2 separate regions of the Homo sapiens genome follow, and region 2 is linked to region 1. Evidence: read pairs that join two places in POLR2A ChIA-PET (ENCODE). Cell type or tissue: OCI-LY7. All regions are shown on one strand. Each heading gives the region's core, and the rest is flanking DNA. Links, peaks and the distances in the headings are about the cores only.

Evidence for each region. ChIA-PET counts read pairs that join two places held together with the same protein. Peaks named below come from ENCODE experiments on the same cell type or tissue, not always from the same donor. Only the 100,000 strongest peaks of a DNase experiment are listed, where the experiment ranks them.
Region 2: POLR2A ChIA-PET joins it to region 1 with 15 read pairs; 1 of 35 experiments calls an interaction of 5 or more read pairs at or near these places.

The regions. Positions count from the first base shown.
Region 1 is chr16:22,212,887-22,223,487 of GRCh38, forward strand. All of the region lies in intron 1 of EEF2K (eukaryotic elongation factor 2 kinase), which reads left to right. Among named protein-coding and RNA genes, the nearest start is that of EEF2K, 12 kb to the left of the region's middle. RefSeq lists enhancers at 1,987-2,156, 3,531-3,675, 5,502-6,001 and a cis regulatory region at 3,594-3,611. In OCI-LY7, for the core only: no CTCF peak of the experiment used is centred there; DNase peaks (open chromatin) are centred at 3,385 and 5,315; H3K4me3 peaks cover 652 bases; H3K27ac peaks cover 833 bases.
Region 2 is chr16:21,251,250-21,256,249 of GRCh38, forward strand. It overlaps ANKS4B (ankyrin repeat and sterile alpha motif domain containing 4B), which reads left to right. Exons shown (of 2, transcript NM_145865.3): 2 at 1-2,601. Among named protein-coding and RNA genes, the nearest start is that of ANKS4B, 20 kb to the left of the region's middle. In OCI-LY7, for the core only: a CTCF peak has its summit at 2,439 (motif pointing right); a DNase peak (open chromatin) is centred at 2,412.

The sequences.
Region 1 (10,601 bases), core at 3,329-8,328:
TCCCTTAAGCCCAGGAGTTCAAGGATGCAGTGAGCTGTGATTATGCCACTGCACTCCAGCCTGGATGAGAGATCAAGACACCCACCCAGTCTCTTAAAAAAGAAAGAAAGAGGCCAGGCACAGTGGCTCACGCCTGTAATCCCAGCACTTTGGGAGGCGGAGATGGGTGGATCACCTGAGGTCAGGAGTTCAAGATCAGCCTGGGTGACATGGTGAAACCCTGTCTCTACTAAAAATACAAAAATGAGCCAGGCATGGTGGCACACACCTGTAATCCCAGCTACTCAGGAGGCTGAGGCACAAGAATCACTTGAACCTGGGAGATGGAGTTTGCAGTGAGCCAAGATGTAGTTGCTGCACTCCAGCCTGGGCGACAGAGTGAGACTCCATCTCAAAAAACAAAAGAAAGAAATTCCACCAGATTCATTCTAGAGCTGGGTTTCTCAGCCTCGGCACTGACATTGGGCCGGACCTTCTTCACTGCAGGGGACTGTTCTGTTTATTTTAGGATGTTTGGCAGCATCCCTGGCCTCTATCCACTAGATGCTAGTTGCACCCCTAGAGTTTCAACAACTGAAAATGTCTCTAGACATTGCCAAATGTCCCTTGAGGGAGCAAAATTGCCCAAGGTTGAGAGCTGCTCTTCAGGACTTCGTTAGTTTCCAATTGCTGCTGTAACAAATTGCTGCAATTACTTAGTGGCTTTAAAACAACACATTTATTATCTTATAGTTCCTGGGGATCAGAAGTTCTAAAATCTAGGTGTCAGCATGGCTGTGTTCCTTCTGGAGGCCCCAGGAGAAAATCGGTTTCTTTGCCTTCTCCAGATTCTAGGGGCTGTCCTCATTCCTTGGGCTCCTGGCCCCTCCCTTCCATCTTTGAAGCCAGCAGTGTGGCAACTTCACACCTTTCTGTCTTTGGTCACATCTCTTCCTCTAACTCTGACCCTTCTACCTCCTTTTTATAAGGATCCTTGTGATTACACTGGGCTCACAGGATAATCCATGACTGTCTCCCATCTTAAGATCCTTAATCACATCTGCAAAGTCCCTTTTGCCATATAAGGTAACATATTCACAGGTTCCAGGGATTAGGATGTAGCCATCTTAGGGGAGCCATGTTTCTGCCTGCCGCAGACAGTCTGGCCTCAGGTTATAATGAAATTTGCTTGTGGAGGGTTTGTAGGGAGCGAAGTGATTTAGGGAGTCGGGGACTGGAGGATTATTGGGACATAACAGCAGCTAGTACTTTTGAGAGTCAAGTCTATCCCAGACACCATGTGCCTAATCTCATTGTATCCTCAGAACAACCCCTGCAGGGGTACTGTTAGCTGACCCCTGTTTACAGAGGAGGGAACTATCCAAGGAAGGCTTTCTGGAGGCCAGGTGCAGTAGCTCATGCATGTAATCAACTTTGGGAGGTCGAGGCAAGAGGATCGCTTGAGGCCAGGAGTTCAGAGGCAAGAGGATCACTTGAGCTTGGGAGACTGAGGCTGCCGTGAGCCATGATTGCACCATTGCACTCCAGCCTGGGTGACAGAGTGAGACCCTGTCTCAAAAAAAAAAGAAAAGAGACCAGCCTGGGCAATGTAGGGAGACGCCCATCTCTATAAAAATAAAATAACATAATTAGCCAGATGTGGGTGGTATGCACCTGTAGTCCCAGGTACAATGGAGGCTGAGGTGGGAGGATCACTTGAGCCCAGGAGTTGGAGGCTGCAGTGAGCTATGATTGCACCACTGCACTCCAGCCTGGCCAACAGAGCCAGACTCTCTCAGCAACAACAACAACAACAAACCCAAAAGAAACAAACAAGGAAGGCTTTCTGGAGGAGGTCAACATTTGAGCTGCGTCTTGAAGAGATTAAAGGGTTTTGCTAGTGAGTGGGAAAGGGATTCCAGGCAGAGGTGTTACTGGTGGAGGGTGTCCAGGTTCTTGGCATTTTGAGCAAAGAATTGGACAAAACACACGAACAAAACAAGGAAAGAAAGCAACGAAAGCAAATATTTACAGAAAACAAAAGTACACTCCACAGGGTGGGAGTGGGCTTGAGCAGATTGCTTACAGAATTGCCTGGGGTTTAAAAACCCTCTAGAGGTTTCCCATTGGTTACTTGATGTACACCCTATGTAAATGAAGTAATGGCCTGGGATCAGTCTGATAGGTTGTGGAATGCGACCAATCAGAGGCTGAAGTGAAGTTACAAATGAAGACTCCTATACAAACGAGGACTTGGCCAGCACCAGCCTGATTGGTTGTGGGAAGGGACCAATCAGAGGTAACTTCAGTTTTTCATCTGCCACGCAGGTAAGTTGGGGGTTGCAAAGGGAGTAGCCTCTGGTCCTTTTGTTACTTGGGCTTGGAAAGTAGGGGTTTTCCTTTTGATTTAGTTCTAGGAAGTCAGCCTGAATCAGCCTTAGGTTCCCTGCCTCCAGACCCTATTCGCCTGCCTCAGAGGCACCTGCAGATAGATACAAGGGCAAGGAGGTGAGGAGAGTTTGGTGGTGCATGGAGATTGATTCTTGGACTTGGAAACTTGGGAAGCTGAGATGGCAGGGAGGAAGGGACGGATGGGCTGGACTCTGTAAATTGGTCCTTTCATTCTGATGTACTATTTCTCTCAATAGTTTAAATAAATGTTTATGAGCACCCATTATATGCTAGGGGTGCAGACATTAAGACACTGATGTGAACTCTTAGCTTGATGCTTGACTTAATCACTCCTAATGCTGCATCCCAGTAAATAAACACTGAGCAGCCAGACACGGTGACTCACACCTATAATCCCATCTCTTTGGGAGGCTGAGGCGGGTGGATCACTTGAGGTCAGGAGTTCAAGACTAGCCTGACCAACATGGTGAAACCCCGTCTCTACTAAAAATACAAAAATTATCCAGGTGTGGTGGCGGGTGCCTGTAATCCCAGCTACTCGGGAGGCCGAGGCAGAAGAATCACTTGAATCCGGGAGGCGGAGGTTGCAGTAAGCCGAGATCACGCCACTGCACTCCAGCCTGGGTAACAGAGGGAGACTCCATCTCAAAACAAAAGAAACACTAAACATAAGGGTATTTGAGTTCATGTTGAGCACCTGTGCACTGAAGGCAATACAAGGTATGGGGGGAGGGATGGAGACAGCAGTGCAGACCTTAGGATGTCACAGCCCACCTGACAAGTCTATTGTCTAGGAGAGGGTCCCAGCTCCTAATGGTGGGGCCCAGGATTCAAACCCTGGCCATGCGGCTGTAGAGGACAAGCTGTTAGCCACTGTATTGGGCTTTGGTTTTTGTTTCTTGTTTGAAGGAAACTCGGGACTCCAGCTAGGGTTTAAAATATCTTCAGAACAAGCCAGGTGCAGCCCTCAACAGCCTAGCGCTGTGTAGTTCCGCTCCCTTAAGGTTGCCTTTTCAGAGGTAGACTGTCACTTCTGGACCTAGCAGCTCCTGTCATTGTCAGAGGAGAGTCCAGTGTAGCACCTGGTGTGCAGTCAGTCTTTCACGTGCATTATTTGTCTTTCTTATTTCCATAGAAATTACGCCTTTTTGAGGTTGATAAGCTTTTGAGGTTGATAAGCAGATAAGTAGCTCTTCTGCTTACTTATCACTCATTCACAGCACAAAAGCCACACTCTCCCTTCTCTGAATTCGTGTTAAACTGTGAGAAACTCAGCTTCTTCTAGTTGGTGGAATAAGACAGTGTCCTTGGCATGGTATGTAAAGGAACCAGATGGCTGGGCACTGTGACTCATGCCTGTAATCTCAACATTTTGGGAGGTTGACGCGGGAGGATCACTTGAGACCAGGGGCTTGAGACTAGCCTAGGCAACACAGCAAGATGCCGTCTGTAATAAATAAATAAAGGAACCAGAAGAAGACCTACCAGTGTAGGGATAGGGTGGGGAAGGGAAGTAGTAAGGGGAAGTAGAGCTAAAGTCTCATTTATCATACCTGGAAATCAGAAGATAGGATGAAAATAGATAAATTAAGAAATAATCAGGGCCGGGTGCAGTGGCTCATGCCTGTAATCCCAGCCCTTTGGGAGGCTGAGATGGGTGGATCCCTTGAGTCCAGGAGTTTGAGACCAGCTGGGCACATGGTGAAATCCCATCTCAACAAAAATATACAAAAATTAGCTGGGTATGGTGACGCGTGCCTGTGGTCCCAGCTACTCCGGCGGCTTATATGGGAGGATCACTTGAGCCTAGGAAACAGAGGTTGCAGTGAGCCAAGATTGCGCCACTGGACTCCAGCCTGGGTGACAGAGCAAGACCCTGTCTCAAAAAAAAAAAAAAAAAAAAAAAGAATCAGGAAGCGTATTATTTAGTGATATATATAGATAGATAGATAGAGAGAGAGAGAGAGAGAGATGCGAAGGATAACACTGAGAATAGTTGGAAGTAGTTGCCTCTAGGGTTGGGAAGTAGGGCTGCCCGTGCAAAGTTGCAAAGGTTGTTCACTAGAGTTGAGCAGTACCCCACCTATATGATCATATACAGTGGCCCTAGTAAGAAAAAGGTGTTTAAAGCATTTTTAAAATTATATATAAATAATATACAATGGCCCAAACCCTGGCTGGGTTTGGACAGAGTCTCACTCTGTCGCCCAGGCTGGAGTACAGTGGCACGATCTTGGCTCACTGCAAACTCTGCTTCCCAGGTTCAAACAATTCTCCCACCTCAGCTTCCCGAGTAGCTGGGATTACTGGGATTACCGGCTCGTGCCACCATGCCCCGCTAATTTTTGTATTTTTAGTAGAGACGGGGTTTCACCATGTTGGCCAGGCTGGTCTCGAACTCCCGACCTCAGGTGATCCACCTGCCTTGGCCTTCCAAAGTGTTGAGATTACAGGCGTGAGCCACCGTGCCTGGCTGGTTTGGGGATTTTCATATTGCATGTGACAGAAAACCTATCTGTAACTAGCTAAATAGCCCTTTCCCCTACTGCCCCCCAAAAGGCGGGGTTTATTGTATCATCTGATTCAGAAATCTACGCTGGGCTTGGTAGTTTGGTTTCGGGAACATCTGGATTCCAGGTCTCAAATGACATCATCGCTATTCATTTTTCTCTTTCTCTGGTTCTGCCCTCCACCACGTATCAGCTTTGTTCTGTGTTGGCCTCAGCCCCATTCTCAAGTTCACATTCAGCATGAAAAGGCTGATCACCTCTTCCAGTCACTCAAGCAAAAAGCCCCAGGTTTGCTGCAATGGGCTAGAATAGTTTGACTGTAATCACATGACCACCTCTAAGCCAATCTCTGTGGCCAGGCACCCCAGTGGTTGGTTTAGGCCTGGATCTTGTGACACACTCCTGAACACATGACTCGAGGGTGGGGCAGAGGCAGATCCTCACACAGAAGCTGGTGCGTGATTCCAGGTGGCTGATCAATCACCTGTGTCCACTGTGGTTGTAGTCAAGGGCGTGTGGGTTGTGCTGTGCTGGGCGTACACTAGTGTGTGCATTGGCCAGCTCGGGGTGCCACGTTATTGGCTTTGGGATGCTGGTTCCCAGGAGTGGCGGTGGGAAGATTCCACCTGCTTTCTATGGTAGGAAGGCAGGTCCTGGGGTGAGGGTGAGCCCCGAGGGGGACCAGTGGCCACTGTGGCTTGACCCGCAGGCCTTGACCTGAGCATTGCAGGCATAGTTTCCTGCCCCTGTAACTGCCAGATCGAGACCCAGTGAGACAGTGGTTTCCGTCGCCAGAGACTGAAATAGTGTATTCCCTGAGGACCCCTGAAGAAGCTTGGCTTTGCTACGAGCCAGACGTCCAGGTCACAAGTCTGGCTGGGACCCAAGGCTCAGTCCCTTTATAATAGCTGTTGAGTTCACGGAGTGAGTACAATTATGCATCCCCACTGAGGCTCAAGAGGTGAAGTCACATAGCCAGTTAGTGGTAGAGATGGGGCTTGAACCTGGGTCTTCCTGACTCACTCAGCTACCTTTCCATAGAAATAGGGACTGGAGGCCGGGCGCAGTGGCTCATGCCTTTAATCCCCAGCACGTTGGAAGGCCGAAGAGGGTGGATCACTTGAGGGCAGGAGTTCAAACAAAAAAATTAAAAAAAAAAAAAAAAAGAGAAAAAAGAAAAGAAATAGGGACTGGGAGGAGAAGATGTGGATGCCTGAGTGAGGTAGAGAAAGCTTTCAAGAAAAATCCTGATGTCTTTCAGCTGGAGTCCTATTCTTATCACAGGAGTAGATCCTTTCTTTGGGCCAAGGGAACCCCAGGATAGATAGAGACCCCTAGGAGGCTGGGCATCTTGCCTGGTGTTAGAACAGGCCTCCTGGAACTGACTTAAAGGCTAAGGAAGGTTCCTTGCTTGTTTGGGGAAATCCAACATCCTCCAGGTACCCAGTCTTCATGTGCAAATGTAAGAGTATCTGCCAAGTTAGGACTATGGATTGAGGCCACAGTTTTCCCAGGTTGACCCTGCCCAGGCACCCATTTGTCATAAAGGTTGTGACCTTTAGGCCAGGTGCAGTGGCTCACGCCTGTCATCCCAACACTTCAGGAGGCCAAGGTGGGAGGATTGCTTAAGGCCAGGAGTTCGAGACTAGCCTGGGCAACATAGTGAAACTGTGTCTCTACAAAAATAAAAAATTAGGTGGGCATAGTGACACACACCTGTAGTCCCAGCTACTCAGGAGGCTGAGGTAGGAGAATCACTTGAGCCCAGAGATCAAGGCTGCAATGAGCTCTGATTGCACAATTTTACTCCAGCCTGGGCAGCAGAACAAGACCCTTTCTCAAAAAATAAAACTTTACAAAAAAGAGGATGTGACTTTTTATGATATGGGAGAGAAGGAGCTACTGTTACCAAATAAAATTAGCAAGTAGAAAGGAAAAAAGAAAATTACAGTAGATTATACAAGTTTAGCTATCAGAGTATGAAGTTTCTGAATCCAGGATTGTTATGCTGTCCCATGGTATAAGAGACCCAGGTTCTGTTTGTCTCATAGCTCTTCCAGCCTCAGCACAGGGCCATCCGCCTCATGGTCTAGGGTAGCTGCTTGAGCTCCGGCAATCACATGTGCATTTCAGCCAGCAGGTTGGAAGGAGAGCCAAGGGGCACACTCCCTTTAAGAACCCTTCCCTATGGTTGCACACAGTCCTTCTTATATCCCATTGACTAAAACTTGTTCACATGTTTATATCTATCTGCAAAGGAGTCTGGGAAATGTATCCTGAGTGGCCACGTGACATGCTTAGCCAAAACCCGGTGGTTCTCTTATCAAGGAAGAAAGAGTGAACAGCTATTGGGGGATAGTTTGCCACAGCTGCCTTAAGAGCAAATTTATGACAACTCAAAAGCCATAAAACAGATGACACTCACTTAGCTCTGGAATGCATATCAAGTGCCTGCTGTGTACAAGGCGCTGTGCCAGGCAGGGTCACAGCTGCTTGTCTTCATTTCCCAGGGCCGAGGAGAACGTCAGGTCTGTGGTGGGACATGGCCGAGGGCCGAGCTCCCCACACTGTAAGATGAGGGAGTCGGCTCCGTGAATTAATTGGGTAAGGAGCCAGATTTGCTCGCTAGCAGCCCAGATCCTGAATCTGAGCGTGCTTTTTTTTTTGTTTTTTGCTTATTTGAGATGAGGTCTTGCTCTGTTGCCCAGGCAGTGGCACAATCTCAATTCACTGCAGCCTCTGCCTCCCCAGATTCAAGTGATCCTCCCACTTCAGCCTCCTGAGTAGCTGGGACTACAGGCACACACCACCACGCCCGGCTAATTTTTGTATTTTTTCGTAGAGACAGGATTTCGCCATGTTCCCCAGGCTGGCCTCGAACTCCTGAGCTCAAGCGATCTGCCCACCTTGGCCTCCCAAAGTGCTGGGATTACGGGCATGAGCCATCACGCCTGGCCCTGGATCTGAGCTTTTAACCACCGAACTACACTGTCTGGAGGTCTGCAGCTTGGGGCTGTGGTTCTGGCCCTCCTCCTGGCACTGTCCTGGCCCCCAGTGGCCGCTGACTAGGCTGGGCCTGCTGGCAGCTCCTGGCACCACGCCGTGTTGGTCAGCAGGGATTCTGGCCAAGGGCTGACCAGGGCAGAGTAGGCGCTGGGGCTGGGAGCAGCTGACAGTGAGGAGAGGCCAGTCCAGGGCTCAGGGAAGATTCTGGTGACAAGCAGGATCAGGTGGCTCTGGCATTGGATCCAGGCCTGTGACTGTGTCTTGCCCAGAGGATAAGAAACAAACTCAGTAGTTCACGTTGGTTTTCAAACGGTGAGTATAGAAATCAATGTGTGGGTGGTGTGTTAAGGAAAAAGATTAAACAGAAAGAAAAAACAGAGGACTTAAGTAGAATAGAAAATAGCAAGAGTGGGCCAAACACAGTGGCTCACATCAGTAATCCTAGTGCTTTGGGAGGCCAAGGTGGGAGGATCACTTGAGGCTGGAAGTTCAAGACCAGCCTGGCCAACATAGTGAGACTCTGTCTGTACAAAAATAAAAAACTTTAGCCGGGCATGGTGGCATGGACTGCTCTGGAGGCTGAGGCGGGAGGATCACCTGAACCCAGCTGTTGGAGGCTACAGTGAGCTGTGATCACACCACTGCACTCCAGCCAGGGCAACCTGTCTCTAAAAATAACATTTAAAAAAAAAAAATAGCAAGAGCGCATTATACAAAGTAAGGCTAAGCACAATTTCTTGAAATTTTACTGTCCATTTTATAAGCATGTAGTGGGTTAGGATATAAATATATTTCCTGCTTCGGTAGCCAGAGTACCAAAGCCTTGGCTCTAGAAGACTGTGCACCTGATGGACAGCACTGTCAAAAAAATTGGAATTATTGGTTTGATGTAAAAAAATTTTTAAACTAATTTACTTACTATTTTGTGTCTAAAGCAATCCAGCTTTGTAAAAAAGTTAAAGCAGTATAGAAACATACAAAGTTTTAAAAAGCTGGCCAGGCTCAGTGGCTCATATCTGTAATTCTAGCACTTTGGGAGGCCAAGACGGGCAGATCACTTGAGGTCAGGAGTTCAAGGCCACTGTGGCCAACATGGTGAAACCCCGCCTCTACTAAAAATACAAAAATTAGCTGGGTGTGGTGGTGGGCTCCTGTAATCCCAGCTACTCGGGAGGCTGAGGCAGGAGAATCGCTTGAACCTGGGAGGCAGAGCTTGCAGTGAGCCAAGATTGTGCCACCCCACTCCAGCCTGGGCAACAGAGCAAGACTCTATCTCAAAAAAAATTAAAAAATTAAAAATAAAAAGTTTCCTCCAGCTCTACAGCTGCTTATTTCGAGTGCTGTACAGTTCCTGTGGATTTTTCAGGGAAGTTTTCATGCATGTACACAGGTCCTTTTTCTTTTCTTTTCTTTTTTTGGAGACAGGGTCTTGCTGTATTGCCCAGGCTGGAGTGTTGTGGTGCAATTTCAGCTCACTGCAGCCTCTGGGCTCACTTGAACCTCCTGGGCTCAAGTGATCTTCCCACCTCAACCACCTGAGTAGCTGGGACTACAGGCACGCACCATCACACCCAGCTAATTTTTTGTATTTTTTTTGTAAAGTCAGGGTCCCATTATGTTGCCCAGGCTGGTCTTAAACTTCTGGGCTCAAGCGATCCTCCCACCTCGGCCTCCCAAAGTGCTGGGATTACAGACATGAACCACCACATCCGACTTTCTTTTCTTTAAAACTTTGGCTTTCTTGAGATAAAATTCACATACCTTACAATCTGCTCATTTAAAATGTACGATTCTGGCTGGGAGCAGTGGCTCATGCCTGTAATCCCAGCACTTTGGGAGGCTGAGGTGGGCAGATCACAAGTTCAGGAGTTCGAGAACAGCCTGGCCAACATGGTGAAACCCCGTCCCTAAAAAAAAAAAAAAAAAAAAAAAATACAAAAATTAGCTGGGCACAGTGGTGCGTGTCTGTAGTCCCAGCTATTTGGGAGGCTGAGGCAGGAGAATCACTTGAACCTGGGGGTGGAGGTTACAGTGAGCCGAGATTGTGCCACTGCACTCCAGCCTGGGTGACAGGGTGAGACTCCATCTCAGATAGATAGATAGTACAATTCAATGGTATATTCATAGTCATATAGCCACAGTCAATTTTAGAACCTTTTCATCAACTCAAAAGAAACCCCATACCCATTAGCAATCATTCCCCATTTCCCCCAACCATTCCCACCACCACACCCTACCTCCATCCTCAGGCAACCATTAATCTATTTTCTATTGCTGTTGCTTTGCCTTCTCTGGAAGTTTCATATACAGAGAATTAGTCAATGTATATAGTCTTTTGTCACTGCCTTTCACCTCCCCTAGTGGTTGTAAGTTTCATCCATATTGTAGTGTATGTCAGCACCTAGGAGTGGAATTGCTGGATCATACGGTAACTCAGTGTTTAACTTTTTGAGATGTTGTTTTTTTCTGTTTTTTTTTTTTTTTTTTGGTTTTGTTTTGTTTTTAGACAAGGTCTCACTCTGTCACCCAGGCTGGAGTGCAATGGCACAGTCTCAGCTCACTGCAACCTCTGCCTCCCAGGCTCAGGCAATTCTCTCACCTCAGCCTCCCAAGTAGTTGGGATTATAGGCATGCACCACCACGCCTGGCTACCTTTTATATTTTTAGTAGAGACAGGGTTTCGCCATGTTGGCC
Region 2 (5,000 bases), core at 1-5,000, 960 kb before region 1:
TCACACCCCCCACACCTGGCTTATTTTGTATGTTTTAGTAGAGGTGGGGTCTTGCCACATTGCCCAGGCTGGTCTCAAACTCCTGGCCTCAAGCAATCCTCCCACCTCAGCCTCCTAAAGCACTGGGATTACAGGTGTGAACCACCGTACCCAGCCTATCTTTTTGATACTTTTGAATAAAGAAAGGGTCATATGCATGACAGGAAAATGAAAGAAACTTCCTTTACTTTTCTATCTCTGGATTTAAAATTATAATCTCATCACATTATCCTGCTGCTTGCTTTCCGATCTGTGTAACCTGGGAATTCCAATTCTTTTTCTCTCCTGAGATCTATGACTTTGCCTAGTGGTAGAGACTAGAGTTCTTTCCTGGCCTGCGGCTTGATGCCCAACTTAAATGCATCTAACCCTTTAACAAATGTGTACATGTTTACAAGTAATGGAAATGCGTCTATAATACTCCTGCCTGAGAATAGAGACAGAGTGGTGGTGGGGAGAGTGAAGAAAGAGATAGAATACAGGTGGTACCTGTTGTGGACTGAATTGCGTCAAATTCATATGTTGGAGCTCTAACCCCTAATGTGACTGTAATTGGAAATAAGACCTTTAAAGAAGTGATTAAGGTTAAATGAAGTCATAAGAATGCAACCCTAATCCTGTAGGACTGGTGTCCTTTTTTTCCCTTTTTTTTTTTTTTTTTGAGATGGAGCCTTGCTCTGTCACTCATGCTGGAGTGCAGTGGCGTGATCTCAGCTCACTGCAACCCCCGCCTCCCAGGTTCGAGCACTTTTCATGCCTCAGCCTCCTGAGTAGCTGGGATTACAGGCGTGCACCACAACGCCTGGCTAAGTTTTTGTATTTTTAGTAGAGGCGGGGTTTCACCATGTTGGCCAGGCTGGTCTCAAACTCCTGACCTCAGGTGATCCACCTGCCTCGGCCTCCCAGAGTGCTGGGATTACAGGCATGAGCCACTGCACCTGGCCTAGGACTGGTGTCCTAAGAAGAGGAAGAGACACTTAGGTGGAAGGCACACAGAGAGGCCACGTGAGGACACAGTGAGAAGGTGGCCGTCTGCAAGCCGAGGAGGGGGCCTCAGGAGAAACCAACCCTGCAATCACCTTGATCTTGGGCTTTCAGCCCCCAAAGGTGTGAGAAAATAAACTTCGGTTGATAAACTGCTGTTGTTGAAGCCATCCAGTCTGTGGCATTTTGTTATGGCAGTCCTAGCAGAATAATACTGTCCTAAGTAAGAGGGTTGGGGAGGAGACCAAGAAAAATACAGAAAAAAAGTCTGTCCAACTGCAATTGATGAGTTTTGTAAGGGTAAACACCTAGTGAAACTTAAGGGGAAAAAAAACTAAGTTCTTTGGAGGGAAGATTTGATTGTCAAAGGAAATTTCACATTTTCATGCTTATTATGTACACATGGTTTATTTACTGTTGTCTGTCACCATTGCCGCATATCTGAATATGTGTAGGTTCCACGATAGAAACTGACAACACTTGGCTCATGCCTGTAATCCCAGCACTTTGGGAGGCCCAGGCAGGCAGATCACCTGAGGTCAGGAGTTCAAGACCAGCCTGGCCAACATGGCGGAAACCCGTCTCTACTAAAAATACAAAAATTAGCCAGGTGTGGTGGCGTGTGCCTGTAATCCCAGCTACTTGGGAGGCTGAGGCAAGAGAATTGCTTGAACCCAAAAGGTGGAGGTTGCAGTGAGTTGAGATTGCACCACTGCACTCTAGCCCAGGCGGTAAGAGAGACTCCATCTCAAAAAAAAAAAAAAAAAAAAAGAAAAAAGAAACTGACAACACTGCTGCTGACATTTTTTCAATGGCAATCCCAAATTCAAACTGAAACCCCACTGAAGAGCTAAGCTTCATTAGATCTCTACAGGCTGACTTACATCAAGTGGAATTTACTGTTGATTCTGGGTATAATACAGAAACAGCTGTTTATCTTCAGCTTGCTTTCTGATGCACATCTGTTTGGGTTACTTCAAGAGGCATCATGGAGGATTCAAGTTTAGGGAGGATACAGATGCTCAAATCTGATGAACAATTGGCTTATTCTTCCTCAATGAATATATTCAGAAAGCTTGTTAGCCATTGAATAAACACGTTGCATTAGGGGATGATTGTTTACAAATACCTTATCTTGTGGAATAAACTGAAGTTGTGCTTTCCTTCATTAACGTGCACAGAAGCAGTTGGCAAATAGAAAGTGCTCAAAAAAGTTTGTAGTCTGTGCCTGCCACTATTATATTTCATCATCATAGATGCCAGAATCCCCTCTTCACCTATTGCCCGGAATCTGCCTAATGAGATATTTGCTCCACCCCCTGCTGTAACTACATCATAGCAAGAGAGCCATCACTCAGGTTGGTAGAAATGAACTTGAACATTGACTCTCATCCCTTTTTAGGAGATATTTGCCACTAGGGGTCTCATCAGGTACCTCTATGCTCTTCTTAGGGGTTCTTTTCTTTTATGATTGACAGAATTAATAGGTGAGCGTTCTCCAAAGTTCTCAGCATCAAGGATATAGTCTCTTCGTCACAGAGTATTGTTATATAATAAAAAAAGGTTTATACCATGTTATAAGATGTTATCAATGTTCTAAGAATTCCAGATCTTTCGAACTAAATACCAACTACAGGGGCTAAGAGAAGATGCCAGAGCAATACAAAGGCCTTGATAAGAGACAAAGACAAGAGGATTATGAGCCAGGATGAGCTTCAAGTACTCACTGATCTCAGACCTCCATCTCTTAAACTAGATGCTTAGAGTAGCTCAATCCAATATCTGGTCACCCCTACCACCTCCTGGCCCCTCTTTTCCCCCTCTATGTAGCTTGACATAAAAGTCAACAAGAGGGAAAAGCAGCTGGGAGCATTTCACCGAAGAGGAGAGTTTGAGAAGTTATAGTGTGGTAAATGTGTATTGTGCTTATATTTCAGGCCATTGTGTAGTACAGGTCAGTTATATGCTCAGAATTCCTAAGTCCAAGTTACCAGCCCAGACCATTGCTTTGGGCACCAAATACTTAAGCCCAAATCTAATCTGACATCTCCTCTCACATGTCTCACAAGTACCCCATACTCAGTGTGTCCAGGACTGAACCCATTTTCTTCCAGGTTGTCAGTTCTCAACTTGGATGATTTTGCCCTCTGTCTCCTAGAGGACATGTGGCAATATCTAGAGACATTTTTTGATTGCCATGATAGGGGAACAGTGGTGCAACTGACATCCAGTGGGTAGAAACAATGGGTGCTAAACATCCTAGAATGTACAGGACAGCCCACCACCACAATGAATTATCGAGACCCAAATAGTGATCGTGCTCAGTTTCAGCTGCATTAAAACATGCAGCTCTAAATCTTCATTTTTCATAAATGGAAAATTTAACCCAATACTTCTTTTCATCACCCAATTGGTCACCAGGCCCTTTCAACTTTTCAATATGTCTCAGAGCTAAATCCTCTTTGATGTTTGCAAGATGACCTATTGGTTCCTGCCCCCAACCATCACTCACTGGATTGCTGTAAGTATCCTTATCTGTCTTTAATTCATTCTCCACAAGGCTGGTTGAGTCACGTAATCTTTTTAATATGTAAGTCTCTTGTCACTTTCTACTTTACTGTTGCTTTTTTTTTTTTTTTTTTTTTAAGACGCAGTTTTGCTCTTGTTGCCCAGGCTGGAGTGCAATAGCACGATCTCAGCTCACCGCAACCTCAGCCTCCTGGGTTCAAGTGATTCTCCTGCCTCAGCCTCCCAAGTAGCTGGAATTACAGGCATGTGCCACCAAGCCTGGCTAATGTTGTATTTTTAGTAGAGACAGGGTTTCTCCATGTTGGTCAGGCTGGTCTCGAACTCCCGACCTCAGGTGATCCACCTGCCTCAGCCTCCCAAAGTGCTGGGATTACAGGCGTGAGCCACTGGGCTCAGCCACCATTGCTTTTCAAACTCTCACCACCACACAGAAGGCCTGCATGATTAAAGAGCCCTATTCTCTCCTCCAAACCTCTGGTCCCATCTCTGACCACTCCTCTCCCTGTCCCCTAATTTCAGCTATACTAGATTTCTTGTGGCTTCCTGAATACATGTCTCTCATATGCCTGTGCCTTAGCATACCATCACCCTTCTGCCTGGAAAAGTCTTCCTCCATATAGCCATCCTCACTGGGAGACATACCCTCTCTCTTTGCCCCTAGTCTGGGTTGAGTAGCTTCCTATCTGTGCAAGCTCTCTTTGTTTGCCTCTCCAGAACTTCTCTCTACTATTTTCCAACCTACTTTGTGTCCCAGGTGGTTGGGCTCTGGACTGCATCAAAGGGCTCCCTTGCCCTTGGGATCCTGGTTGGGTCTGGCCAATGGGAGTTACTAACAAGATACCAGAAGGTGGGAGAAAGAAAGATTGAGGCATTTATTCTACCTGTTTCTTCTTTTCAGGGCAGCAGCTGCCTTCATCTAAGCTCACCTCTCCCATCTGGCAGCCCTCTGCTATAGCTCTAGTTGTTTCTGGGTTTCACTAACTGCTCTTTCAAGCTTAGCAGTGGTAGTGATTTCCTACTATTGCTAACCCTGGGGTGCTTCTTCCTAAACAGTCTCTTTATTCTCTTCAATCACACCTTTTGAGTGTGGCATCTACAGACAGTTCCCCACTTACAATCGTTCAACTTAAGATTTTTTGACTTTACGATGGTGTGAAAATGATACGCATTCAGTAGAAACTGGTAAGATATTCTCTCAGGATGCTGGGCAGAGGCAGCGAGCCACAGCTTCCAATCAGCCATGTGATCACCAGGATAATCAATTGACAGTGAACAGTGTACCGTGTTACCAGATGATTTTGCCCAAATGTAGGCAAATGTAAGTGTTCTGAGCACATTTAAGGTAGGCAAGGCTAAGCTATCATGTTTGGTAGGTGTTTTCTATGCATTTTTGACACATTTCCAACTTTTTTTGAGACAGGGTCTTGCTCTGTCAACCAGGCTGGAGT